Regions from separate parts of the Homo sapiens genome. Here region 2 is linked to region 1. A link is an interaction called in ENCODE POLR2A ChIA-PET data of the cell type or tissue named here. Cell type or tissue: IMR-90. All regions are shown on one strand. Each heading gives the region's core, and the rest is flanking DNA. Links, peaks and the distances in the headings are about the cores only. Region 1 overlaps POPDC2 (popeye domain cAMP effector 2). Region 2 overlaps CFAP91 (cilia and flagella associated protein 91).

The links. Peaks named below come from ENCODE experiments on the same cell type or tissue, not always from the same donor. Only the 100,000 strongest peaks of a DNase experiment are listed, where the experiment ranks them.
Region 2: POLR2A ChIA-PET joins it to region 1 with 10 read pairs; 6 of 35 experiments call an interaction of 5 or more read pairs at or near these places.

Annotation. Positions count from the first base shown.
Region 1 is chr3:119,641,804-119,653,685 of GRCh38, forward strand. POPDC2 (popeye domain cAMP effector 2) reads right to left here. Exons shown (of 4, transcript NM_001369919.2): 3 at 6,316-6,865; 4 at 253-758. The coding sequence ends at 6,359. Among named protein-coding and RNA genes, the nearest start is that of POPDC2, 13 kb to the right of the region's middle. In IMR-90, for the core only: no CTCF peak of the experiment used is centred there; a DNase peak (open chromatin) is centred at 8,218.
Region 2 is chr3:119,703,085-119,719,292 of GRCh38, forward strand. CFAP91 (cilia and flagella associated protein 91) reads left to right here. Exons shown (of 18, transcript NM_033364.4): 1 at 1-138; 2 at 3,725-3,801; 3 at 4,320-4,477; 4 at 5,507-5,590; 5 at 6,755-6,811; 6 at 12,478-12,659. The coding sequence starts at 15. Among named protein-coding and RNA genes, the nearest start is that of CFAP91, 8.2 kb to the left of the region's middle. RefSeq lists enhancers at 1-103, 97-146, 197-256. In IMR-90, for the core only: no CTCF peak of the experiment used is centred there; no DNase peak of the experiment used is centred there; H3K4me3 peaks cover 222 bases; H3K27me3 peaks cover 1,752 bases.

The sequences.
Region 1 (11,882 bases), core at 5,942-10,941:
TTTAAGATGTTTAAGAAAATCTAATTAACTAAGTTTGTAAAAGTCCCTCTAAAAACTATTGTTTAATACTAGGTTCATCAACAGAAAAAGAGATTTGTAAGTTGAATGTCACAGCCTAAGGGAAAACGAGGTTTTTAAATTTCCACTTCCATAAATTTGAATCTTAATTGAAAAATAAAAAATAACCACCAGTGAAAAGCTGGATCTTTGACTCCATTGATCCTTTCAGACAATGCAAAGAAACAACATAGGGAAAGGAGTTGAGTGATTTATTGAGTGCTTACTTGGTGCCACGGCATGTGCTAGGTGCTTACCTAAATCAACTCATTGGATCCTCACAACAACCCTGTGAGGTGGGTTTCATAACCCCCACTGTTTACCGATGAGGCTCACAGAGGCTATGTAACTTGCCCAAGATTCTGCAGCTGGTAAAGGACGGAATCTGTGCCTCTGCACTACCAATGCCTGCTCCTGAAGGAAGGTTTGTGAGGGTGAATTTCTCAAAGTCACTTCAGGTCCTTACTGTAGCGACAGTGTTGGCACCTTCTGTGTCCTCTCTCACCTTGCCTGTGAGCCTTCCAGTGGGTGGGAAAAGAGGCATGCCTATCAGTGGCCATTCTGTGAACACAGAAGAGAGCTGCGCTGGCCACAGAGAAGATAGTCCAATGATCCTTAAAGTTCAGGCGTGTGGGTTGGAGCCAAAGGGGCCTGTCCCCTGGATATAACTTGAGAGTAGCTCTGGAGAGGAATTCTAGAAGCTGTGGAAAGAAAAAGAGGGAGGATTTTAGCACTATGTCTCTGGACAGTTTGTCTAACTTCAAAGGGTTCTTTTCAGTTTTTTTCTTTCCTTTACCAATTCCCAATGTTTTAACTGTACTCACTGCCTGACATGATAGGGGCAGGTGTACCTTCGAATCATTTCATACTAGAATATTAGGGCAAGTCAGCTTTGAAGGTATCTAGCCCAATCCTCTCCTATTGTAGAGACCAAGAGATCAACTTTTGTTGCTTCCTATGAACGTTCTATAGAACTCTACTTCTTACCTAACCCTATCTAATTTAAAGAAAAAAACCAAAAGCCTGTATTGAATAATGGTAAGTTTCATAAGACTCCTGACTTTCATTTTTACAGAAAGATGGGTAGGAAAATGAGGCCTGTAAGACAGAAGTGGAAACATGACTCAGGAGCAGCCCCAGGCTGCTGTTATCCAGAGGGCAGGTGGGGAACTGCTGCCTCTAACTTACCTGACCGACAATGGAACCTGTGGCAGGTAGAGGTGGCACGACCCTCTAGAGACCCCTGCTCTGGCCGTGCCACTTTCAAGAGCAAGTTTTCCGAGCCAGGACTCTTTCCAGTAGTTCTGTGAGAAAAGCACTGTTTGCTAGCACTGACAGCTACCAAAAACCTTACAGCTGCTTCTGAGGGGAAGAGCATGATGACAGTGTGACTCTAATCTGCCTCCTCCCAAACAGATGAAGGAGAGCAGGCTGACATGTGACTTAGCTATTCAGGGGCTAAAGAGCTAGCACATGTTTTCTTTAGGCCTCCACTTTTTGCTGTACCTTTTGTTGTCAGGGGATTCTGCCAGCTGCCACCTTCCCTGAAAAGCCAAACTGGTGGAAATAAGAGGGAAAATCATCTATCTCTGATAAAAGAAAGAGAAAGAAAGAGAGAGAGACTGCTAAACAATTGTACATACAACAGAATCTTAAAATACGCTACACATTTAACTAGTGCTTCAGAGCTTAAAAACTGCCTTTATGTATTTTATCACAATCACGCCTCACAGCAACCCGGTAAGGTAGACAGAGCCATCTTGGTCCTGTCCTGCAGATGAGGAACATGTTCTTGATGGCAGGTGAGTGGCAAGACTAGAGTCCAGATCTTAGAAACACAGAATCCTAGAGTTAGAAGTTACCCTGACACAATAATCCAAGGCATCCTTTTCCCAGAGCATGAATCACCTTATAAAATCCCTGAGATTTCTTATGGCCCCTGCTTGAACTCTTCCAGTGATGAGTAACTCTCACCACCCATGAGCAATCCAGTATCAATACTGAGCTAAAATCCTTCTTATAACTTTCAGCCTATTCAATTCAATTTCTGCCCACAAGAACTACACCAAATTAAGTCAAATTCTAATTTACATTCTTTCTAAAATTTGAAGATATTACACTTGCCCTTTTCTTGCAGATAAAACATTTTCAGTTCTTTCAACTACTTATCATGTGATTACCTAGAACCATGCCTAAAATATATAGTAAATAGTGTTTATTGAATCGTTTCTCTTGCCCTTGGTACTATGTCCTGATCCTCCTGTCGAGGGGCTCCTTCCCTTACCTCGAGTGTCCTCAATTTTGTAATCTGTTCATCATTTGCTTATTTAAATAATAGGGAGAAAAGAAACAGTATAGTTTTCAGAACAATGTGAAACAAAATAAAAATTGTCCAAATGTCAGACAGCTTTCAATTTATTTTGTGATAATGGATTCATTATTTCACTCAACAGACTACCTCGGAGCTGCATTTCTAGAAGATAAGTCCCTCATTCATTGAGCATCTCCTGTAATAAGACACAGAATGGATCCCTGTGGAGAGTGGCCATCGAATTAAACAGAAAAATTCTAGTGAAGGGAGGGATGATTTGGGGTCTGGCTGGAAGACCCTGCATGAATACATTATCCTGCAGCATAGTTTTGCCTATTAAGAGAAGCAGCACCCATTTTTTGTTCAATTTTGGGTACCACCAGACTAAAAAACATATGTCTCTTCAAAAAGGAGCTCCAGAGGAAACTCTGACTATTTTCAGTTGGTCTTAATTTGGATTGGTGTGAGAGACAAGCACTGGTGTCAATGTGATGAGGCTGTGTCATTCCTAATGATGCAGAATTCAGCCAGCTTCATGCCTCTCATATAAGTGCTGTGCCGGGATGAATAGCAATGAGCTTAACATTTTGATAACTAAAGAGCCAGGAAATAGATGGTGAATGGTGCCCTACTTTATGAAAGAAATAATAGTAAATTGCTCCCAATTAAGGGAATATGCTTATTCATTAGAGTAATAACCTTATAGCAAGTTTGATGGTAAATAAGTCAAATCAAACATTCAAAACACAATTTCAGAAAAAGAACTGAGGCTAAATTATCCCATGATCACAGACTACATTGAAAACTATCAGAAGTTTGGCTAATTTGATCATGTTTTCAAGTTGTTCTGAAAACCTCTATGGCCTGAAAAGTAAACGACATAAGTTTCCTTTCTCTCTATTGCTTAAACAAAGAAACATGAAAAACTATTCTCCCTATATTGCAAATTCCGGTATTTTAGAAAGTGAGCCTCATCAGCAGTTTTCTCATCTTGAGTTTTAGAAAAGGCTGAATTTGGAAAGAGGCATTTCATACGATAGTATGTATTAAGGGTTGAGGGCTTGGGGACTGAGTTGTGATCTCCTCTCTCATAAAATATCCGCACTGTAGGCCGGGCGCAGTGGCTCACGCCCGTAATCCCAGCACTTTGGGAGCCCGAGGCGGGCGGATCACCACGTCAGGAGATGGAGACCATCCTGGCTAACACGGTGAAACCCTGTCTCTACTAAAAATAGAAAAAATTAGCCAGGCACGGTGGCGGGCGCCTATAGTCCCAGCTACTCGGGAGGCTGAGGCAGGAGAATGGCGGTGAACCCGGGAGGCGGAGCTTGCAGTGAGCCGAGATCGCGCCACTGCGCTGCAGCCTGGGTGACAAAGCGAGACTCCGTCTCAAACAAAAAAAAAAAAAAAAAGAAAGAAAAAGAAAAGGAAAAGGAAAAAAAAATCTGCACTGTAATCACATGGTAGGTGATAGATTCTTCACAGGCATAGAATGGAGGGAACTGCTAGTTAAACAAGACCCACCACCACAAGGGCTGAGGAGAGTCCCAAGGTGCCAGAGAAATTGTAGTGAAATATCACAGAGAGTTCTTGCTGAAAGACACTCAGATGTCCTGGGGCTTGTGTCTACTGTACTGCGGACTGACTACTCCTCTTTTCTTCCTTTGAAAAACTTATCCTTGCCTTCTCAGATCAATCCAAGGGGGTTCCTGGGGACAGCTGGTCCAACACGCTCAAATGAAGAAAGTAAGGTTTAGTGAGGTATGGTTTGCAAAAAGTCACATATTTGATTAGTAGCAAAGCCAGACATAGAAGCCAGGACTTTGGACTCCCAGTCCTGGCCTCTTTCTCATTTACCATGCTGCCTGCCTCCTGATGTTTGGAAAACATTCCTAAAGCTGGGGATTTTACACCTTCACTTGAATGGTTTTCTTTATAGGCAGAGGGAAAAGTACTGATCTTTGGAAGAGTTAGGATTAAAAACTAATAAGATGGGGGTACAGGGTGTTTAGGAGGAAGAATAGATACAGCAAGGCAAAAAAGGTGGGAAAAAGAAAAAAGGAGGTAATAGGAGAGATAAATATATGAACAATAAAATGGAAGAAAACAAGAGACAAGTGAAGAGGGAGAAATGAACTGAGAAGACATAGAAAATGGACACTTAAGAGCAGCAAACTGGCCAGGCATGGTGGCTCATGCCTGTAATCCTAACACTTCGGGAGACCAAGGCAGGAGGATTATTTGAGCCCAGGAGTTCGAGAACAACCTGGGCAACATGGGGAGAGTTTGTCTCTACAAAAAAATTTAAAAATTAAACATTATCCAGGCACAGCGACATGTGCCTGTAATCCCTGTTACTTGGGAGGCTGGGATGGGAGGATCGCTTGAGCTTTTGGAGGTAGAGATTGCAGTGAGCCGACATCATGCCACTGCACTCCATCCTGAGTGACAGAGTGAGACCCTGTCTCAAGAAAGAAAAGGAAAAAAGAACAGAACATCAAACTGAGGCAATCAAGGACTGAGAAGAAATTGGAGAAGAAAGAAGAGAAAAATAGAACCAAGAAAAGAGAAGAAAACCAGGAAGAACAACATGAGAAAACAGAGAGCTGCTGTGAGTCGAAGAGAGAGTGTATAGGTGGATGGGCAAGTTGGACCAAGAGGGATCCATAGGACATAAGGAGCATGCGTGGATGCAGGATGAACGAGTAGGAAGGCGAACAGCTGCACAGAGGGAAAGGAGTGATCAGAGTTGTCAATGCACACTTCGGGGAACTCAACAAAGTGATCTGGGGTGTTAGATTGATCCTTGGAATTACCTCAGAATGAGCTGAACTATGGTTCTAAGGATGCTGGTAACACAGGAGATTGTAAATTCCATATCTACAAAACTAAATCTCTAACCTTTCATCAGTCATCTCTATGGCCTCTTTCATCATTTATATAACCTGTTTTTCAAAATAGACAAACATTCACTCATTCATTTCATGTACTCTGGAGGCCTTCCTCACTGGGCTAGTTTCTCAGGTAATTTATTGGTGCTTTCTGAAGAACCATGGGAGGCGCCTTCCAAATTGGGAACAATGGGATTTTCCTCAGGAAATTCAGGCCTACATCATGGTTGGGTGGAGTTACAGAGAAAAACATCACAGTATTATGAGGGCAGCCAGGGAAACATGAGAGCAATTTCCCAGAACCACTGGGCACAGCCTTTCTTGTAGACTCTCTGGGAGGGAAATTCTGTGAGGGAAATCCTGCACGCACTGTTAGGCCCTCCAGGATTTATGCACATCCTACCTCCCACAGGTGTGGGTGACTGGGGAAAGCCAGGCTGCCATATACCTATCTGATCATAGTAACATTTAATCATAGCAGTATCTAGTCCTCTGTCTGTGTGATCAACAAACACATTCTCCACTGGGTGAGAGGAAAGCAAGATGAGGACATTTTCCTCCCCGAGCTATTAGCTCATAATCACAATCCTCTTTAAAATATGCAGTTTTAACAGAGATGCCTGCCCAGTCTAGGCTAAATAACAACTGCTTTCCAGGACGGGCTCTGTATCAGGAAAGACAAGCAATCAGAATTAGAACCCTGCCACATTCTTTTTCTTTTAAAATGCATGCCACAAATAAAAGCCCCTTAAGCCCCAGCTGTGGCCTCAGCTATTAGAATAAACTTGCAAAAAAACAGCAATCTACCTTCCTGCTCAACGTATCAACCAGCCCACTTTCTAAAATGCAATCAAGTTAATAACGAATGAGTTTTTAAAATCCCTTCATGCCTTGCATGCACCCGGAGTGAGTTGCTATCTTCAAAGTTGGGTTAATGCCACTTTCTGTGAGTCCTCTAAGAGGAAATGTTCCACGAATGATTTTTTTTGCCCTAACAAGCTGAGTTAAGGCCAGCCATTGACAGGAATGTGCAGCGGCTGCCTTCTGAGTACTTACATAGGATCCTGAGCCGGTGGCTGTGCCCATGTTAGTTCTCCCTTCACCTCATGTACTCCCCATCACTCCTATAATCCATAAACGATTCTGATCCTGACACCTCCTCAAAATCCTCCAGCACCAGACTGGTGGAGTCCTCACCCAGTATGCCACTGTCTGGCCTGGACAACCTGGCCCGGGTAGGAGGTGCAGGAAAGTTGGTGGTAGCTGGAGGGGTAGAACAAGGGGGTGTTTGCTGGAGAGAGGTGGGTGTGGCCTGAGGAGGGGACACAGCTGGCTCACAGACTTCCTCATCACCCTTCTCGGACTCTGGTCCAGCATCTGCAGCAGTGGGACCCAGGACATGGTAGAGGCTGGGAAGGCGGATGTCAAAGCGCAGCCCAAACTTAGCAAAGAGCTTGTCATTGAGAGTGTAGAGCTTCTCTGAGATGTCATATCCCAGCAGAGCCGAGAAGAGGCAGGAGATGTATCGCTCTTTGGTCAGAAGAAGATGGAGACTTTTCCGGGGCCAGGAAATGTAGCTACATGAGGTCTCAGCAGTCAGAGTGACCTGAGAGGGGTCAGAAGCAGACAATAAAAGTTTAAACTAGAAAATTTGTCCATGCTGAGCACAGAGATCATTCAGTCACTTGGCAAACAGCTGTACTTTTACTGAAGAAGCTGTGTGGGAGTACCCCTCTATGGCCTTGCCTGGAGGAGGTCTAGTGGATGACTTTCACTTGTGTGCACTGATATGGGGGGGTCCTGTGTCAGGAGCCCTGGGATCAGCCATTCACTCACTCACCCATCACCTCCTGAAGCCTCAGTTTCCACATCCACTTTCCTCAACTGTAATTCTGTGGTTCCGTGGCTAATGCCACTAATGACTGCAGAAAGTTCTGAGTCTTATGATTTTAAGATAGAGAAAGAAGGGGCCTTCTTGTGCTCTGAAGAGTGGTTGAAATGCTGACAACTATTCATTTTAAGAATGAGGAAGGGTAAGATATTGGGGTAGGGACATAAAAAGAGTTGGAAAGTTGAGTTTGAGAAAAAGCTTCTGATGAGGTATGCCAAGCTACATCAGGATCCCAAGCCTGGGATTCAGGTTGGGATACGAGCAAGTTACGAAATTGCTCGTAACTTGGCCATTTCAAGTAACCAAAAGGATCTGATGACTGAAATCAGAAAAAGGGCATAGCGGAAGACAAACTCTAAAGGGTAGAAAATCAAAGGGCACCCCATTCTCCATTTGTTTATTCATCTAGGAATTTCTGAGTACTCACTATGTGCCCATGATGCAAAGCTAAATTACGCTTGCATGGGAAATAAGCAATAACGTGTGCCTAGCATGCAGCAGGTGTTTGATAAATCCTTGTTAAAATAATGATAAGTGGTAAAGCTGGGGTTAAAATGGAAACATGCTTAGGACAGTGCAGGAAAAGGGTGCAGAATCACACAATTTTTAATAATCTAATTGACCCTAATACTTTGGGCTGGCAGAGTTCATGATATATTTTTGTGGATGGAGACAGTGGAAATGATGATGATAATGATGTTAGCAGCTAATATTTGTCAAGAGGTGCCAGGCGTTGTGTTAAGCACTTTATATGAATTGTCAAATTTAAAGTAGGGTAGCTTTCCAAACATTCTTTATTAGAGATTATATATAATCCTTTTCATTCCTGTATTGCCTACTGGATCTCCCATTACCCTCCTCTTCTCTTCTTTCCTTTCTGCTATACCCCTCCCCCACGTCCTTTATTCATTTCCTCCTCTCAACTTTTCTCCACTAATTGCTAGCACTGCAATCAGGACCTAAACTACGTTATCGAGGCCAGAAGTGGTTTCATGTTTCAGCTTTACCTCTATCAGTTGTATGATGTCAGATAAATTACTTAATCTCTCTTGCCTCATGAGAAAGAATTCTGAAAATAATACAATCTGTCCATTACTAATAGTTCAGCAAGTAGTTGTCACATCTGCCATGGCCTGTACCTTAGATGTACTTATGAACAATTCCCAAACAAGAAATCAGAGTACCAAATATGAAGCACATGTGTTTGAGCAAGAACTACGCCGAATGTAAATAATGTCTTAAAGCCAAACACAAAGACTGTGAACCTTCTTAGAAATATGCTGTACTTCTTCCATCTTAAAATAAAACAAAATTTTACAAATAAAAATTCTTTTTCTCGAATTCACTTCCCTGGCTAGCTATCACTCCACTAATTTGCTTCCCTTTTTAGCAAAACTCATGAAGAAAAAAAAACCTGTTTATACTTAACTGTCTCCAATTCCTCTCTTCTCACTCTCTTAAACCAATAAGACTTTGTCCCTAGCAGTCCACAAAGACTGTTCCTGTTAAGGTCACCAATGACCTCTAAGCTGCTGAGTCTGATGGTCAGTTTTCATGGCATCCATCAATTTCCCCTTCCTCTTTGATATATCTTCTTCACTTGGTTCCCAGGATGCCATACACTCCTTGCCCAATCTCATGATTGTTCCTTTTCAAGCTCCTTTGCTGCTTCCTCCTTTCCTCTCCAACTCCTCACCACTAAAGTATCCCAGGGCTCCGCTCTTGAACCATTCCCTCTTCCATCCACACTCACTCACTTGGTGAGCTCATCCTATCCAATGGCTTTAAATATCATCTGCATACAACCAACTCCCAAATTTATGTCTCAGGCCCAGATCTCATTCCTGAATTTCAGACTTAAATATCCAGTTGCCTATGCAGCATCTCCATTCAAATGTCCACAGATGATGCAAACCTAACATCAAACACTGAACTTCCTAGTCCCCCGAAAGCAGCTCTACCTGCAGCTTTCTTTGTCTCAGTTGACAGCAGCACCACCTGTCCAGTTGCTCAGGCCAAAAGCCTTAGAGTCTTCCTTGATCTTCTCTTTCTCTCACATACTATATCCAACCCTTTAGAAAATCCTTTTGGCTGTATCTAGACAATATATGCTATGGCCCTACATGATCTTGCTACCTCGTCACCTCTCCAACTTTCTCTCCTGCTATTCCCTCCCCTTCCTCTCTCCATTCCAGGTCCACTGTCCTCCTTTCTGTGCATCAAACACACTGGCCCCACCTCAGGGCCTTTGCACTGGCTCTTTCCTCTGTCTGATATGCTTTTCCCAGATATTCACAGACCTCACCTGTCATCTCTCTCAGGTTTTTGCTCAAATGTTATCTGCTTAACAAGGATTTCCATGACCACCCTATTTAAAATTGCCACCATTTCTCCCTTGCACTACTCTAGGTTTTTTTTTTTAAACTAGCAGTGATTATCCTCTAACAAATTATATAATTTACTTATTCATTATGCCTATGGCTTTTTGTCTCCCCCATTAGAATGTAAATTGCATGAGGGGAGGGACCTTCATCTGTTCTGTTCACTGATATATTTCAAATCCTTTTAACAGTGCCTGGTATATACTAAGTTTTCAATAAATATTATTGAAGTGAATAAATGAATCAAGGGAAGACAGCCAATCTTGTATATTGCAAAACAACCTAATGTCACTTTCTTCCCCCACCCCACCGCCCCCCTGAGACGAAGTCTTGCTCTGTCACCCAGGCTGGAGTACAGCGGTGTGATCTCAGCTCACTGCAATGTCCACCTCCCGGGTTCAAGCAATTATCCTTCCTCAGCCTCCCGAGTAGCTGGGATTATAGGCACCTGCCACCACCCTGGCTAATTTTTGTATTTTCTAATAGAGATGGGGTTTCACCATGTTGGCCAGGCTGGTCTCAAACTCCTGACCTCATAATCCAACTGCCTCGGCCTCCCAAAGTGCTGGGGTTATAGGTGTGAGCCACCGCGCCCAGCCTCTAATGTTGCTTTCTCATGTCCTGTATAAAATCCTTCCCCAAAGGTCCTCCTGAAATCTGCTTCTTGATTGGTTCTCCCATATATATAGACATATCTGTTGTAACGTTTTGACAAGTATTTAGCTTTTTTTTTAATACTCATCTCAGATGTTGGTTGAATGAATTAAATGAGATAACCTATGTAAATAGGACTTAGGTCCAGTAAGATAGGATGCAAATTAGAAAAACAGTGATGATTTCTGTGTGATCCCTCCTGTGCTGTGTTCTTGGTGACTAATGAGTGTCACAGTGCCGAACACACAATGAATTCTGACTTAATTGAATTGTCGAGAGGTGTGCTGGAATGCTGATTGATTTATATTAGGTACAATGTGAATTATAATTTAGGCTGTCACTGTGGATTGCTCTCAGTCAACAAAGACTATGTAATTGCAAAAGGCAAGGACAGGATGAACTCTAACTTAAGATAACACTTGACATTTGCAAAGAGGAAATGGGACTTTACACAGCCAATAGCAAATGTGTGGCTCTCATTACTCCCAAAGGAGGTACACGCTAAAAATATAAATGGGAGGAACATGACCATACCTACATTCCAGGCTGAGAGGCCATGTGAGGTTACAGCCCTTCCTCTTGAGCGTAACTTAGGGGAGGACACCCGGCTTACCCACCACCTGTTCCTCCGTGTCAGTGTCAGAAAGAGGCCTGGTCCAGCTGGCTCAGGTCCTGACTGAGCCCTCCTGGAGGTTCTCATGTGCCTGAGAGAGTTCCTGAAGAAGGTTTCTGGACTAGTTAGGGAGGGTGTGTGGACGGAGGTCAGGGTAGGAACATGATGGAAGTGGATCTGTGGCTGGTGACCCTGGCAGTGGGATCAGGACTGCCTCTCAGGCTCCATCATCACAGAGCCAAGTGTCAGGGTGGGGGCAGAAGCAGGCCCTGCCAGGTAGCACTGCCCGGTGTGTGTCTGTTCCGGGGTTGGCTCATATGTTGGCTTGAGGGACTCCCTGATAAAAGTAGTAGGAGACACATGGAATCCAGTGTTTCCAGGTCCAGCAAACTATCCAGGCAGGGGAGTCCTTAAAAGGGTGAGTGAGTGTGTGTGCGCGTGTGTGCATGCGTGTGCATGTGTGTGTGTGTATGTGTGTGTGTAAACTCTACTCTTCTGGTGACCTTCCCATTTTAATAAAGAACAGAAATGGTAGATCCAGGCAACTTGGCTTTGTCACTTTCTAGCTGAAGACCCTGGGCAAATTACTTGATGTTTTTGGGCCTTAGTTTCCTCAGTTGTTAAATGGAGTAATAATCATATTCAACCCATAGAGTTGTTATGAGAATCAATGAGGCAATATGATACGTAGTGCCTGCCACATGCTAGCCATTCAATAAGTGAGAGCTACAAAGAAAGTGACCAAAGCCTGAGGGATTGGCAGAGATAAGAAGAGTAGGGGCCAGGCAGCCAGGAACCTGCATTGGAGCATGTATGTGAATGCCCCATGGAGTCCTCTGGGACACCAGCTGCCCAGTGGCAAACCAGTTCAGCAATTCTTTTTTTTTTTTTTTTGAGACGGAGTCTCACTCTGTCGCCCAGGCTGGAGTGCAGTGGCGCAATCTCGGCTCACTGCAAGCTCCGCCTCCCGGGTTCACGCCATTCTCCTGCCTCAGCCTCCCAAGTAGTTGGGACTACAGGTGCCCGCCACCATGCCCGGCTAATTTTTTGTATTTTTAGTAGAGACGGGATTTCATCGTGTTAG
Region 2 (16,208 bases), core at 1-5,000, 55 kb after region 1:
AAAGAGGCGGCACCATGAGCCACGCAGTAACCATCGAGGAGCCCCAGGCCCAGCCGCAGGTGTCTCAAACTCGGTACCGGGAGAGGTCGCGGGCTGGGAGCCACATCTCCTCCAATCGAGCGTATGATTTTCTGTACGGTAAGGACCGCCGCAGACCTTCCTCCGCGTCCGTCGCCTCCTAGGCCAGGTGGGCTCCCAGATGGTGGGACCTGGCCAGGGGCATGGCGAACGAAACACGACCCTCTGGACTGACCTCTTGCCCACGGTTGTCCTTGGTCGGGTGGGGGCAGCTCCGAGCCCTCCAGGTGGCCGCACTCAGGTTGGGGTCGGGGGTTCGGGTACATCGAAAGGCGCGGGTGCGCTCCGCTTCGGGGGGCGATTTTCCTGAAACCTGTTCCGGGCGTTTTGGTACCCAGAAAGTGTGCAACGATTTGTACACTCGGAGATTCACTCAACGTTCCTGCATAAAATGCCCTACAAAAATGATCTTTTCTCTCCAACTCTCTGGGCAAATCCAAGTTGGGCGAAAAGAAGTGCCAGTTTATCCCATGCTTGTTTTTAGGTTTTTTGTTGTTGTTGTTGTTTGTTTTTTTTAACTTCTGCGTCAAAGCATTGCTTATAGACTGGGTCCGCTGGCTCCTCTTGGGCCAATAAAACCCCAGTTTATTTTAACGGCTTGGTTGTCCATTTTATGTTTTCTCTCTCTCCACGCTCCTTGAGTTCCTTAAGTTCCTGTTCTACACATTTTTGTAGCCTTCTGAGCACCTATTCTAGTGCTGATACATATACTAGGCGCTTCAATAAATAAATGTTTATTGAATTTGCCGTGGCAAGAACTGTAACCAGCTATAAGCATGATTTTTTCCAATTTTGCCCTCTGCAATCCCAGGTTTTTCACCTGAACCTTGCATTGCTTTCAGCAATGTGGTGTTGCCTCTGGGAATCCCAGTCTCCTTTGTGTGGGAATCTAGGGTACACATTCCTAGATAGAGGCTGTGTAATGATTGCTGACATATTCTGGCCAGTGTTTTTCTGTATTTACTCTTGGTTTTGTGAAATAAATCAAGTTAGCTCCTGTAAACACATCACCATGTTTTTTTTTCACGGGTAATTTGAGAAGGAGGACAAACATCTCCCCAAAGTATTTATTAAGCTGGTTGTTTCTTTGATGCCGAAGTGTCTCTTTTGCAGAGGAATTGCTAAATGTTTCCATGTCCCTTGCTAAGAACAGAAATTCACTCAGAGTAGATCAAATAAAAGTTTGGATTGTTATAAAACAATCTCGCCGCTAGTCATGGACAGGAAGCGAAGTATAGCCAGGGCGGATGAGAACCTGGATGGGGAAAATCAGAACTAAGATGCTGTGCTCTCCTGCTTTCTTTCTTTGACCTTATGACCTTTCACCTTGTTAGGGTTGCCACATTTAGCAAATAAAAATACAAGAGGCACCGTTAAGCTTGAATTTCAGATAATGAATAATATTTTAGTATAAATTTTTGTCCTGTGCAATATTTTGGAACACATTTATACTAAAAAATTATTCATTGTGTATCTGAATTTAAATTTAACTGGGCATCCTGTATTTTATCTGGCAACTCTAGCCTTCTTTCTATGTATAATCAAGCCCCAAGTAATGATATTTCGGTCAACAGTGGACTACATGTATAAGGATGGTCCCATAAGATTATAATGAAGTTGAAAAACTCCAATTACTTCGTGACATTGTAGCTGTCATAACATTGTAGCCCAATGCATCACTTTTTCTGTGTTTAGATATACAAATACCATTGTGTTACAACTGTCTACAGTATTCAGTACAATAACATGCTGTATGGGTTTGTAGCCTAGGAGCAATAGGCTATACTATATAGCCTAGGTGTGGAGTAGGCTATACCAGCTAGGTTTATGTTAAGTACCCTCTGATATTTACACAACGATAAGCTCACCTCATAACCCGTTTCTAAGAACGTATCCCCATCATTAAGCAACACATCTCTATGCTTGCTTCCTTCCATCTGACAGAAAGCCTCTTGTGTATGGATTTCTCTTACTATGATAGGGACTAGGGTGGCGTGCTTCTTGACTAATTAGCCCTAAAGCTCACCACCAATTGTATAGCGTCTTTGTGTATTGTAGCTGAAAATTTAAGTTAGAAATTTAAGATTGGTTGTTGGCTGGCCAATGAATTGACTGGCCTTGGGCCAGGTTTCCACCTTGACAGAACTGTGGTGGTGCAAAGATGAACACCTTTCCAGGTTCTTTTACCCTTCCTTATGAAGCCCTATGTGATTAGTTCCCTAGTTACTTCTCTGGCCTCTTATCTACTCTCTTTCCCCTCCTTCATTCTGCCTCATTTGTCCTGGTTTCTTTGCTATTCTTCAGACGTATCAGGCATGTTCCCATCCTAGGGACTTTGCTGTTCTTCAGATGTATCAGGCATGCTCCCATCCTAGAATGTTCTTCAGATATCTAACTAGCTAACTCCCTCACCTTCAAGTCTCCTTACATGCCACCTTCTCAAGGGCCTGCCCCGACCACCCTAGTTAAAATTGCAACCCAATCTTCCTTACCCGATTTCTTCTTTTTTAAAAATAACAACCCTCAAATTCTAATGTGTAATTTGCTAGTTTATTATGTTTGTTGTTTGTTGTCTCTCTCTCATGAAGTCAAAGATTTTTGTCGTTTTGTTGATGTATTCTAAGCACCTAGATAGAGTAGCCAGTCAATAAACATGTGTTGAATGAAGGAGCAAAAAGAGCCTGAGCCTCTTGCAGCTTTTCAGCCTTGGTGGGAATATCCAATGTCTGCATTCAGTAAATCGTATTTGTTGGGTTACTAATGAATTATTAGGTTTTAGGAATTGACACACATTATCCAAATTCAAAAGAGACTTGTTTCTAAATCACAATTCCCAAATTATTAATTTCTATGGAGAAATATGTGTTACCATGTTATCTAGACTAGCTGGTCAGGGTATTTGCCTCCCCAGAGACAAGTCTACTTGGGAAATCAAGTGTATCCAAAGGCTGCTTGTTAATTTAATGGCAAATCAGTTGATTTTAAAGGGTGGTACAGTATAGTCAATCATGAATATTCTTCATCACTTTAAAGATATACCTGATAAACAGATACTTATAATAGCAGGGCAATATTTTGTTGAACTTTGTAAAAATAACAGTTCCATCATCAGCAAACTTACAAACTTAAGGGGTGAATTCTGAAGATAGCTGATTTTTTTTTTAACCGTGTTCACCAATTCTGAGATATCATGTGGTTTGCATCTTTCTAGTGCACCAAATATGGGAGATGGTATAAATGTATTGCTTCTTTCACTTGCAAATTGGCATAGTGCGTATATACAAGGTCTTTCCCTTGAAGAATTTTTTGGGTTACCCAGGCTCAAAAGGAGTTTTGTTCATAGGAGAGAAGAAAGTGTGTTCAGGGTGTAGTACTTGAAAACATGCTAGACTTTCTTTATGAATTCCACTTCCGTAAGCTGACTTGGAATACTCAGAAAAGAAAAACATCTTGACAACTGTTGCTGGTAGAAGTGGTAGAGTAACAGGGCCACATGCACAACAGAGCATGAGCTGCTGCAGAGTCAGACAATATTTAAACTTTTAAATTTGTTTTCCAATTAAGAGATTACATTACTTTGCCATTATTCTCAGCCTAGGGGTAGATATGTTCTATCTGTTATGCTACTTGATTGTTTATTTTGCAGATCCATTGTTTATTGTGTCAAGTGAGAAAGACCATACACAGGCAAATATCCAAGCTACCCTGATTCGCAGCAGACTGGTATGTCTAATTCATCAGCCAAGGCTACCTGATGAACCTGAACCATCTAGTTTGCCTGACTGCATTGATCAGATTGACTAATCACCAAATCTTCACTGGATTTTAGGTTCCACAGAAATTACCTTGCCAAGATTACTGGAGGGCAAAGCATCTTAATACGTGTGGCTCATTGTGAGGATTAAGTCACCAATAATGAACAGAGAACCCATAAGCTAATTTATTTCAATGGGATAAATTTAATAATATATGCCCATGTTAAAAGAATTCAAGTAGTATAAAAGCATATACAGTGTGAAGTAAATTCTAGCCCTATCCCCTACCCCCTCCACATAAACAGCCATTGTCATCAGTTTCTTGGGCATGTATTTAAAGATATTTTACGCATACAGCAATAACCCCTCTTCTTATGCTGTATACATTGTTTTGTATGTTTTTAAAAAGAGTTTACAATGTAATTAAAATGCTTTAGAAAAGCTGATGGTATAATTTTGTCCTTTGCCTCCCTTCTCTAACATTAGAGAAAAGTTCCCAGGTTTAAAACCATGTTCAGTAACCTGATCCATTATCCAAGATATTCTCTATATTGGAGCAAGTCAGATCCTGTCCCACCATTTATCAGTCGGGAATGGAAGGGACATAAGGAGAAACACAGAGAAGCCCTCCGGCAGCTCACCACGTAAGTGTCGGGTGGCTCCAGGGCCTAAAATAAATGCATTAAAAGCATTTCTTTAAATTCATTTACCATGTGTGGTTTTAAAATGTTCAGTTGTGGTGTTATACCTAGGCCAAATTTTCTTTCTAAACCTCTTTTGACCAAACAAACCTGATTATATATTGTATATATGAGATATATATATATATATAATTTTGTCATATATATAATGACAACTTGCCACCAAAGGTAGGGATGATTGAGTTTGTTGTTGCTTGGATCCAACTTAGCAACTGAAAGTGCTCTGTTCTGCTAGTATCTAAAATATTTTTTGGGAACTTGGGGCCAAAGCACCTTCAAGAATAAGTCGAATTCTTTATTCTTTTAATTACTTACAAGTTCACATTTAGTAAATTAAAAATTATAAAGCCTTTTAACCTGGACATAGAAAAAGTGTCTTTTGGCCAGGCACAGTGGCTCACGCCTGTAATCCCAGCACTTTGGGAGGCCGAGGCAGGCGGATCATGAGGTCAGGAGATTGAGACCATCCTGGCTAACACGGTGAAACCCCGTCTCTACTAAAAATACAAAAAGTTAGCCGGGTGTGGTGGCAGGTGCCTGTAGTCCCAGCTACTTGGGAGGCTGAGGCAGGAGAATGGCATGAACCCAGGAGGTGGAGATTGCACCACTGCACTCCAGCCTGGGTGACAGAGCGAGACTCTGTCTCAAAAAAAAAAAAAAAAAAAATTGTCTTTTAATATTTTGCTATTCTTGTGTGCTTTTAATTAAAATTGGGCATTTTTGTATGTGGGATTTCATAAATCCACTCTTTTCTCAGCTCTTGCTCTGTCTGACTAGGTTCTGGTCTCCTGGCTCAGGGGAAGAATCATATATACTCTAAGTTGTATGGCAGTCAAATGCAGGTTATGGAAGACTTTACTCTCAGTATGAGATACTCTGTGTAGGTCCTACTCTATACACATAGAAATATTAAATAGAAATTATATGTGGAAATATTTTAGACTTGAATAATGTTTTCTTGCTTCATTTTAGAACTGACGCTTCTTTTCAGATGCCTAAAGAAGTTTATGAAGATCCTGAAGTTACTGGAAAGAATCGCTATAAATACTTTGAAAGGTAGAACATAATTACTAATGAATATTTGAGCCCTAATATTATTAGAGAACCTCTTTATGATAATAATAATAGTTATCATTTTTCAGTGCATACAACGTGCCAGACTCTATTTTAAGTGCTTTACATGCATATGATCTAATCGTTAAAACAGGAATGTAGGCTAAGATATATATGATCCCTGTTTTACCAGTAATGAAGCTGAGACCGAGAGATGATAAATAGATTGCTCAAGGTCATATAAGCTAGCAAGGGGTAGATCTGGGGTTCCAACTAAGCCTGCCTGACTTTAGAGATACTGATTGCAACTAAGAATATGTATTTGAAAATATTTGAAATGAAGTCATCAAATGAACGACACACAGTTGGAGATACCATGAAGTCATAGTGAAGGGGAAACTTGTGTTCAAAGGGATAACATTTGTTCTCTTTGTATGAATCTTGCCTAAACCAACAAGGCCAAAAGGTTCATTTTATTTCATTTGTGATTTATGCTTATGTAATAACCATATACTCAAATCAAATTAAAATTAGATGGGGATTTCCTTATATATCCTACTGGAGTTAGAAAAAATAGTCTTGATACCACATCTGTATAAGCTTCCTTGAGAAAGTAAATTTCTAATCCACATTATTATTTATGAGCAACCTCCTTATGGAAATTTTGTGATACTGACTTTTCCAGAGAAATGTTAAATTCTTAACTGTTAACTATACAATTCTGTACAGTTAACTGTACAATTCTTAACTTTTAGGGGGAGGCTTCATATTAAATCACTGTGAATTCCAGAATGTCTCAGGAACTTGAGAAGTTGTTGGGAACTAATGGCCAGCTGAAGCCCAAGTACAGGGCTTAAAGTGTGGCTTCTTCAAGTGTGACTTGTTTCCCATCTGAAGAGAAAATACTGGAGTGTTTATTAAGAATGCACATTCATTGGCTCTACCCTATATGTACTGAATCTCATGGGCCAGACCTGGGAATCTGCATTTTAGACAAGAACCTCCCCACCCTGCAGTGATTTTTTATGTCCAGAAGTTTGAGTAACACTGATATATGGGATATTTAAGCTCACTGATTTTTAAGGGACAAATATTAGAGCTGGAAGAGAGCTTAGAGTGCATTCATTGCAAAAGTCCCACACATTTATGTTTTCTTTTTCCTCCCAGGCCTTTTCTCCCATTTTTTCAGCAGATGCCATTCAATGTTGTTTATGCCGTATCCAAGTAAGTAACCATTATTTGAAAACTCTTTTTCAGTTTATTTATTGTTTGCTTCCATATTTTTTCTTAGAAGATAGTTCACTAAATCACTATTTTTCAAATTGTGGATCACAAAACATTAGAAGGGTATGAAATCTTCTAGTGTGTCATGAGCAGCATTTTAAAACATGAAACAGAATAGAAAATAACCAAAGCATCAAGTATATGGAGGGTAAGTTGGTTTTTGTTTATAACTTTTGTTTCAGAAAAATATATGCATATGTTTATATGTATATGATGGATTATGATATAAAATGTATTTCTTACTGTTAGTTGTCCATTTGTGCTGCTATAACAAATTAACAGATTGGGTGATATAAATAAAATAAATTTATTTCTTGAAGTTCTGAAGGCTGGGCAGTCCAAGAAGCAAGGCAGTCCAATGGGCAGTCAGTGTCGGTGAGGGCCTTCTTGCTGTGTCTTCACATGGCAGAAGAAGCAAATGCTGTGTCCTCACGTGGAGGAAGGTGGAAGGCCAAAAAGGACCTATGCTAGTTCTCTGTAATCCTTTTATAAGGCACTAATCCATTGATGAGGGTGGAGTCCTCGTGACTTAATCACTTCCCCTAAAAGCCTTACCTCTTAATACCACGACAATGGGGACTAAGTTTAAACATGAATTTTGGAGAAGACACAGACACATATTCAAATTGTAGCAGTTGTAGTTTAAAAAAGTTGAAAAGTGCTTTAAATATCTTCTTTTGCTTCTCTGAAACACTTATTTGATGACAGTTCTTCAACATTTCATTAAATAAACAAATCAGTCATGTAATATTTTTTGAATGCTAGAATTTTATAACTTAATAACCATCTAATCTACACAGATAATGTGGTATACAAAGATAAATAAAACATGGTTTCTGCCCCACAACGGAGTGAACCAAGGTAAGAGGGAGGTAAGGGACAAGGGCTGAATCTGAGACAAATGTGTATTTCTTGTCTCTAGTTTCAGGACAAGACAGCAGACTGGTAGAGTATTCCTTTAAAAATCTAATTTTTGCTACACTCTTTCCTCTGTTAATATAATTTAATATTTCTGTAAGAGAAAAAAGTCTAAGGTATTCATGAAATTATCAGGAATAGAAACCTTTTTTAAGGTCTCATATTTCTGAATACAAATTTATTCAGGACTAGGTTTTCAAGGGTGCATTTAAAGAATATAGTTATTCCTAATAATATATATCATCATATGAACAGGACATGTGTTATTAAATGTCTGTAATCCTCAAGATAAATGCTAGTTATGACTCTACTTCACCCTTGACATTTTTTTAAGACTGTGTGGATGGCTTTGGCTCTTTATAGAGATGGAGTACAGATTCCCTGCTCTCCCTAGACAGAGCAACTTCTTGGGGTACCAGTTTATCCAGAAATAGCTGTAGACTTATATTCTATGAAATGTTTTGTATGAGCAAAAGGGGAGCTATGAGCTATGTAGATCCCTAAAGAGCCTTCTGGTAATTCTTTAAAATCAGGCTCACTGAATTACCTGCTTTGGAGGTCATAACTGCCTCAGTCTAAAAGTTGTTAACTAATTCTAGGGAGTTCAGAGGCCTGCAGTGATGAACACCATGACCTCCCCAACTCCTCCCTAAATAACCGTGACACAAGGGATAAAGATTCCATCCAAGAGTTAAACCATGACATTTGACATTGTAGCTACTCTCTATCTGTCTTAGAACTTTTTAAAGAATGAATCAGTATTCCTGAGTGAGGTCAATTCTGGAATTCCAGTATGTTTGAGTTTCTGAGCAGTGAGTATAATGCCACCTTGTGTTATCAGGGATGGAATTGTCTTGGGACCAGCTGGCCTTCTCCAGCCACACCCTTTTCATGGCTAGCTGTTGGAGTCTTTCCTTTGGATTCTACATAAGCACCTTTTCAAAGAGAATAAAAAGTTAATACTTTTAAAACATTCAATGAAGTTCATAGTAGAACAGGATTTGCTAGGTTTGTGAAGCCCCTCTCTGTACAGCTCTGTTGGGGCTGGGAGAGAAAATCTAGAAGACTGTAGGTATGGCAGACAGTGCATGCTCCTGGTGCCTGGGCAGTGGTGGAGGAGGAAAGGGCCTGGATAGAACACATAGAGCAGCCCTGGCTGCCATAAGAGTACTAAAGCCAGAGCAGGTGAGCCTGAGGGCAGGAGCCAGGACACAGCAGGGGTCAGGCCAGCATGGAGCAGATGTGGGACCTTTCTGAGTTTGGGTCCTGTTTGAGGTTGGGGAGGAGGTGGGAAAGGGATCATTGCTCTTTGTTACTCATATTTTACTCTCCCCTAAAGCCAACAGAAATGGGGAAAAAATAGGTTGGAGAAATTAAGAAGTTAGTTAAGAAACCATGTATTAAGTTACTGAAAGAGTTCAAAGTAGCTTTCCTCTTTTACATTCTATTCCCTGACCCACCTGGAAAGATACGAAGCCAGAAACCTTCATCAGAGGAGTTCATTAGGCCTTATTATAAACTAAGCACATTTGATCACATGGTTCAAATGTGTAATTATTTAATTTGAGAAAAAATAATTTATTCTCTTGATTCAAGATAATGGTGCAGTAATATAATAAAACTTCATGTGACTTCGGATGACAAAGCTGATTTGAAGTTATTTATTCAACTAGAATTTTATAGTAGAATAATTTCTACTGAAAACATAAGAAGCCATATATTATCTACATGTTAGAAATTTATAGCAACTATTGGAAAGTGACTTCAATAGCAGTTACAGTTCAGCATTACAAACTAAAGCCCGTGTGCGGTGGCTCAGACCTGTAATCTCAGCACTTTGGAAGGCCGAGGCAGGAGGATAACTTGAGGTCAGGAGTCTGAGACCAGCCTGGCCAACATGATGAGACTCTGACTCTACTAAAAATACAAAAATTAGCTGGGTGAGGTGGTGGGCACCTGTAATCCCAGCTACTTGGGAGGCTGAGTCAGGACAATCACTTGAACCCGGGAGGTGGATGTTGCAGTGAGCTGAGATCACGCCACTGTCCTCAAGCCTGGGTGGCAGAGTGAGACTCCATCTCAAAAAACAAAACAAGACAAAAAAAAAAAACAACTATTTAAAGTACTTGCTCCAGCACAGGTTGAACTTCCAAACAGGTATTTCTTTCTAACTGGCTTGAAATGCTTTTTTAAAAAATTTTTATTTTATTTTTATTTATTTATTTATTTATTTATTTATTTATTTATTTATTTATTTATTTTTTGAGATGGAGTCTTGCTCCATCACTCAGGCTGGAGTGCAGTGGCGTGATCTCGGCTCGCTGCAACCTCCACCTCCAGGGTTCAAGTGATTCTCCTTCCTCAGCCTCCCAAGTAGCTGGGATTACAGGTACGTGCCACCACACCCAGCTAATTTTTTGTATCTTTAGTAGAGAGGGAGTTTCACATGTTGGCCAGGCTGGTCTCGAACTCCTGACCTCATGATCCGCCTGCCTTGGCCTCCCAAAGTGCTGGGATTACAGGCATAAGCCACTGTACCTCGCCCTTTTTTTTTTTTTTAAACATCTTTGGTGTATGTATTTGCTGTGCTCGTATATAAGCTCTTACCATTGCCTCTGTTTTTCAAAATGGAAATATCTCTTTGTTTTTGCCTTCATCTTTAGTTATTTATGTAATTTAATCAATGCTTTCACCAACTTGAAAAAAATGCCTTAAGTCAAAGTGGCTATATTGGTTTTTTTCTTATTCTAGAGGCAATGCATGTACATGTTAAAAAAGAAGATTCAGAAAAGTATAAAGATGAAAAAAATTATCTGTATAATTTTACCATCTAGAAATAATTACTATTAATTTATTGTATATACATCTAGGTATTTTTGTATGCATAAAAACACAGTTTTAAAATGTAAAAATGGAATCCTACTATACATACCATTTAATAGTGTCATTTTTTTCTTCTTTACAATGAATCATGGATATTTTTGAATGCTCACAGGTATAGATTACATTATTATTTTGAATAGCTGCATAAATTCCATTATGGCTGTTTCATATTTTTTTAAACAATTCTCGTATTGATGTGATCATTTAAGTTTCTAATTTTTCACTCTTAGAAATGAGACTTTATGAACATGTTTGCATATATATCTTTGAATACCTGTCCAGTTATTTCCTAGAATAAATTCCTAGGAGTAGAAATGCTGGAGCAGCCGGGCGCGGTGGCTCACGCCTGTAATCCCAGCACTTTGGGAGGCAGAGACGGGCGGATCACGAGGTCAGGAGATCGGGACCATCCTGGCTAACATGGCGAAACCCCGTCTCTACTAAAAATACAAAAAAAAAATTAGCCGGGCGTGGTGGCGGGCACCTGTAGTCCCAGCTACTCGGAAGGCTGAGGCAGGAGAATGGCCTGAACCCAGGAGGCGGAGCTTGCAGTGAGCCGAGATCGCGCTACTGCACTCTAACCTGGGCGACAGAGCGAGACTCCGTCTCAAAAAAAAAAAAAAAAAAAAGAAAGAAACGCTGGAGCAAAGCGTATTTTAACTTGTCAATTTGGTGTACCTATTTGTATTTCCATCAACAGTTTATGAGAAGGCCTGTTTCTTCACAACATAATCAATGCTAGGTACTTTCAGTCTTTTAAATCTTTGCTTATGTGATAAAATAGCATAAAATAGTATCTTGCTGTTTTACTTTTCTTTGATTACTAGTTATTTTCATTATCTTCTCATATGTTTGTTAGAAGTTTTACTTTTTGTTTTGTGAATTCTCCTTTACTCATTTTTCCATGGGGTATTTAACTGCCTAATTGATTTACAAGGGCTTTTTATATAGAAAGGCTATTTAAACTTTTTATCATATATGTTCCAAAACCTTTTTCTAAGTTTGCCATTCACCTTTTAAATTTGTTTGTGATATTTTGAGGCATAGAAGTTGAAACTTACCCTCAATTCTATTGATCATCTCCTTTTATGGTTTCTGGCTTTTAAGCCCGGCTTAAAAAGACCTTCACTCAAAGATGATATAAATATTGACTTATGTTTCCTGTTAGTACTTTTATAGTCTCATTTTTACATTAATTTTTTTAAAGATCTGGAATTAATTTTTCTGCAAGAGACAAGCTAACTTTCCCACATGTTAATAACAAAGTGATCCCAGCATTAATTATTGAATCATTTATCCAGATAGAGCCTGTCTGCCTGCCTGCCTGCCTTGGTTCCTCCCTTCCTTCCTTTTTCTCTCTCTTTCTTTCAGCAGAAACCATCTCTTCTCTTTTCTCTGCTCCCATATTTCTGGAGGGAAACAGAGAGTGGTATGGAACTGAAACAAAGAAGAAAGAAACCAGAGAATGTAGTAATGCTGAACAGGTTCAGAAGTGCTGTACAGCATTCTAGAATAGCTCTGTTCTACAACCTTGCCCAGTGACACACATATAAATAGGCACTTCTGTGGGTCAACCATGGTACTTTGACCCACTTAGTTTCCTGGCAGAGGTGAGAATAACAAGGCAATTCTCTCAAGATTTGTGCGCATAATCCTGGTTATAATGGATTCATGATTTTGTACCTGTCAACATTTAAAAGAGGAATGGACTTGACAAAGCTTCGAAGATTTGTTTCTACTTGATTATATAATATTTTAAGTGACCATAACAGGTTTCAATTTTTAAACTGATTTTTCTCTTTTAGGGCAGAACCATACACTTTTCCTCCTACTTCTACTAAGCACCTATCCATCCCTTCAAAGTCTACTGTGGGCACTCAGACTGATTATCGGGATGCTGACGTTCAAACAGATCCATACTCTGCAGAATATGTAGTATGTCAGGACTCAATCCCTGAGCTCTTGACCCTGGCTACGCTTACTTGGGGTGAGTTGGTAAATCTCCTGACTATTGGCAGATGACGATGCTGATAACCACGCATGCTGTTCAAATGGCCCATGTACAGGCAATTGTGGTTTACAGTGTTGCTATATAAAGTGTCTTAGTACAGCAACTTCATAGACTCATAATTTTTCTGATACTTCTGGTCAAATAAAGATACTATCTTTTTATTGTGAGTAGTTTTATCGTACTCTATCTGTGAAGCTGAATTTCAGCTTAATATTGCAGTTGCTTTGCTGACTACTCACCTATGTCCTCTCATTTCTCTCTCCTAGTGAACCACTTCCTTTTCATTGAGCAATCATACTTCTTTAAACATAAGCTTTGAGTGTAAAATACTGAATGCACATTCCTATGTATGTCATATTATCTTAATTTGCCAAAATATCTTAATTTACCAATCCTCCCTTATATACTTTATTAGATGATTTGGATGACTTGACATTATCTCTGAAATGCTAAATATCTTTCAGGCTCAGAAATTAACTCTTAGAATGTAATAAAATCTGGCCTAGGCCTATATTATGTGAACCTATAAAATTAATAAGTGAGACTACCTTTAGAAATTATTAGAAATTAGCTTATGTAACTCACTTAGTTGTATTAATAGCTGGGAAACTGAGAACCAGAGAGGTTAACTAATTCCTCCAAGGACATAGAGATAGTTGGTTCATGGTAATGATTTTTAAATGAGATTACTTTCCCCCGCATTGTAACAGATAGCTGTGATCAAGTCTGCGTCCCAGACAAAGAAGATGTTCATATCTGGGCTCTAGTTTTGATTCTTGTTTCCTGGCCCACTTTATGAATCCAGATTAAGCATTATCAACACCCATACTTTTTTTTGAGACGGAGTCTTACTCTGTCGCCCAGGCTGGAGTGCAGTGGTGCGATCTTGGCTCACTGCAACCTCCGCCTCCTGGGTTCAAGTGATTCTCCTGCCTCAGTCTCCCGAGTAGCTGGGAGTACAGGTGCATGCCACCACACCTGGCTAATTTTTTTATTGTATTTTTAGTAGAGGTGGGGTTTCACCGTGTTAGCCAGGATGGTCTCGATCCCCTGACCTCGTGATCTGCCCACCTCAGCCTCCCAAAGTGCTGGGATTACAGGCTTGAGCTACCGCACCTGGCCCAACACCCGTACTTTAAAGCAGAGGCTCTACTTTCAGGCCTAGATGGCAAATTAAAAATATGCTGAAACCTTCCCTTTCTGCTCTGAATGCATAAAAATTACAGGAAAAAATTAATAAACATGTAGACACACTTAAAAGCAAGAAAGAAAATATTCGTAATGTAGAAATGGAGACTTTTTCCTAAGAAAGAAGTAGCTGGGAACCTTTGGTGGTGAGTAGGAGCTGTGCATGGCAGGGAACCAGGTCCAAGTCACCTGCCTGAAGGTGAGGGGCCAGCGCCCTTCTCCTGCACACTGGTGCAACTGAAGCCTGGTGCCTGCCCAATAAAGATTATAGACAGAGCAGAGTCAGGCATTCCTGCCTGTGGCCTTGGACTTTACCTCTTGGTGTGATAAGGACTTGGCGTTAAACTGCAGAAGGACAAGAGCCAGGCAGAGGCTCAGAAATGCTTCATTAGGCAAAAAACAAACAAAAAAAACAACCTAATCTGGTACACTGTCATAGCAGAACTGAAGTTAAAGTGTCAATAAAAGCCTCTATGAGACAGGCCTACTCCTACCATTTGTGGGACCCAGGACTCTAAGGGAGGCCCACCTACCATATGTATAGATATTTTAAAATTATAAATCAAGCTAATATCTGTTAAGTAAAATACGTTGGTTTTTTTTTTTTTTTTTTTCACAAACATCTTTATAACAAGTTAAAAGGACAAGTTTAAATTGGAATTCTTAGACTCCTGGGATTCCATACTGTAATGCAGCAGCGAGGTGAGAGCCTGCTGTGGCCTGCCCTTTTCTCTCCCCACCCTGGCTCTGCTCTACATCTGAGGGGCCTGTCATGCATGCCCGTGATTACCCCAGCTCTTCTTCTCAATGTTCACACATCCCTACGAACAGCTGCCATTTGGCCCCACCTTGGGCTTCAGGGTGAAGAAACAGCAGCATATAGTATGCTCTCAGGAATCTGAATCCTGTGAAGAGGCCCATGGAACCTTTGGAAGCAGGCTCGGGGCCATTTGTAGAAGGATTTCCAGGACCACCTGGAAATAGCTCCAGGTGGGCATGAGGCCTTGGACTCCTCACCTTGTGGTGATGAGCAGGGTTCTAAGAATGAATTTAGGTAGTAGCCACTCGCAGGTCAAGGCTGCTTATTGACCAGGGTGCTTATGAGAGAAACCTGCAGCTGGTCTCCACCCAAGAACCCCAAAGCACACAAGGAACAGAGACACCAGGAGTGACCCACAACAAATAAAGGAAATGGAAGAATAAATTTCTGAGTAAACAGAAAATGGAGCAGTCTGAAAAGGACTTAGGAAGTGCTTTCTATATTCTCAAAAGGATGAGGGGGAAATAGCAACACCAAAACAAGAATGGGAGTCATGAAAAAGAACCAGTTGGAATCAAGGGGGAGGAAAACTATAACGTTTGAAATAAAGTGAACTCAATAGTAGAATAGACGGAGCTGAAGAGCAAATTAGTGAAATGACAGATTAAATGGACACATATTCCACAATGCAACATATAGTGGTAGAACAAGATAAAAGAAAAGTAAGAGCTGTGGGGGCTAGGACATGAGTATAGGGAAAATGGTAGAGAAGCAATGCAAGAATCAGTGGCTGAGAACTCCCCAGAACTAAAGAAAGACATTAGCCTTCACACTGAAAAATTCCACTGAGTACCAAGCAGAATGATTTTTTAAAAACTCACACCTCCTAATAAAAGAGAAAGAAAAAGTGAAAAAACTATTAGAAAAACTATTAGAAAGATAACTCAGATTACCTACAAAGAAAAAAAAAGATGGATATTTTGTAGTATTGCCTTTAAGGTGCTGTGGGAAAATGATTGCAAACCTAGAATTCTTTTACCAGGCAAACTATTATTGAGGAGTGAAGGCGAGATAAAGACATTTTCATACATAAGAAGAATATCTATCTCATAGGATACTGTAAGGATTAAGTAAATTTATTTATGTAATGTGTTCATACCTACAATCCAGCAATTTCACTCCTAAGTATACATCAAAAAAAAAAAAAATGAGCACATTATTCTGCTAACGGAAATGCATAGGAGTGTTCACCAAAAGACATATACAAGAAAACTCACAGCAGCATTAATTATGATAACTCCAAACTGAAAACAACCCAAATGTCCATCAACCATAGAATGGATGAATGAAATATAGTCTATTCACATAATGGAATTCTATATAATAATGAGAATGAAGTACAACTACATGTGATTACAAGGGAGATTGTAGATGTGTATATAATTGCGTATATAATGCTGAACAAAATAAGATACAGAAGAGTGCCTACACTGTGATTTCATTTACATAAAATGTAAAACCAGTCAAAACTAAATTAACGCATTAGGAATGAGAATGGTAGCTATCCTTGGGACAGG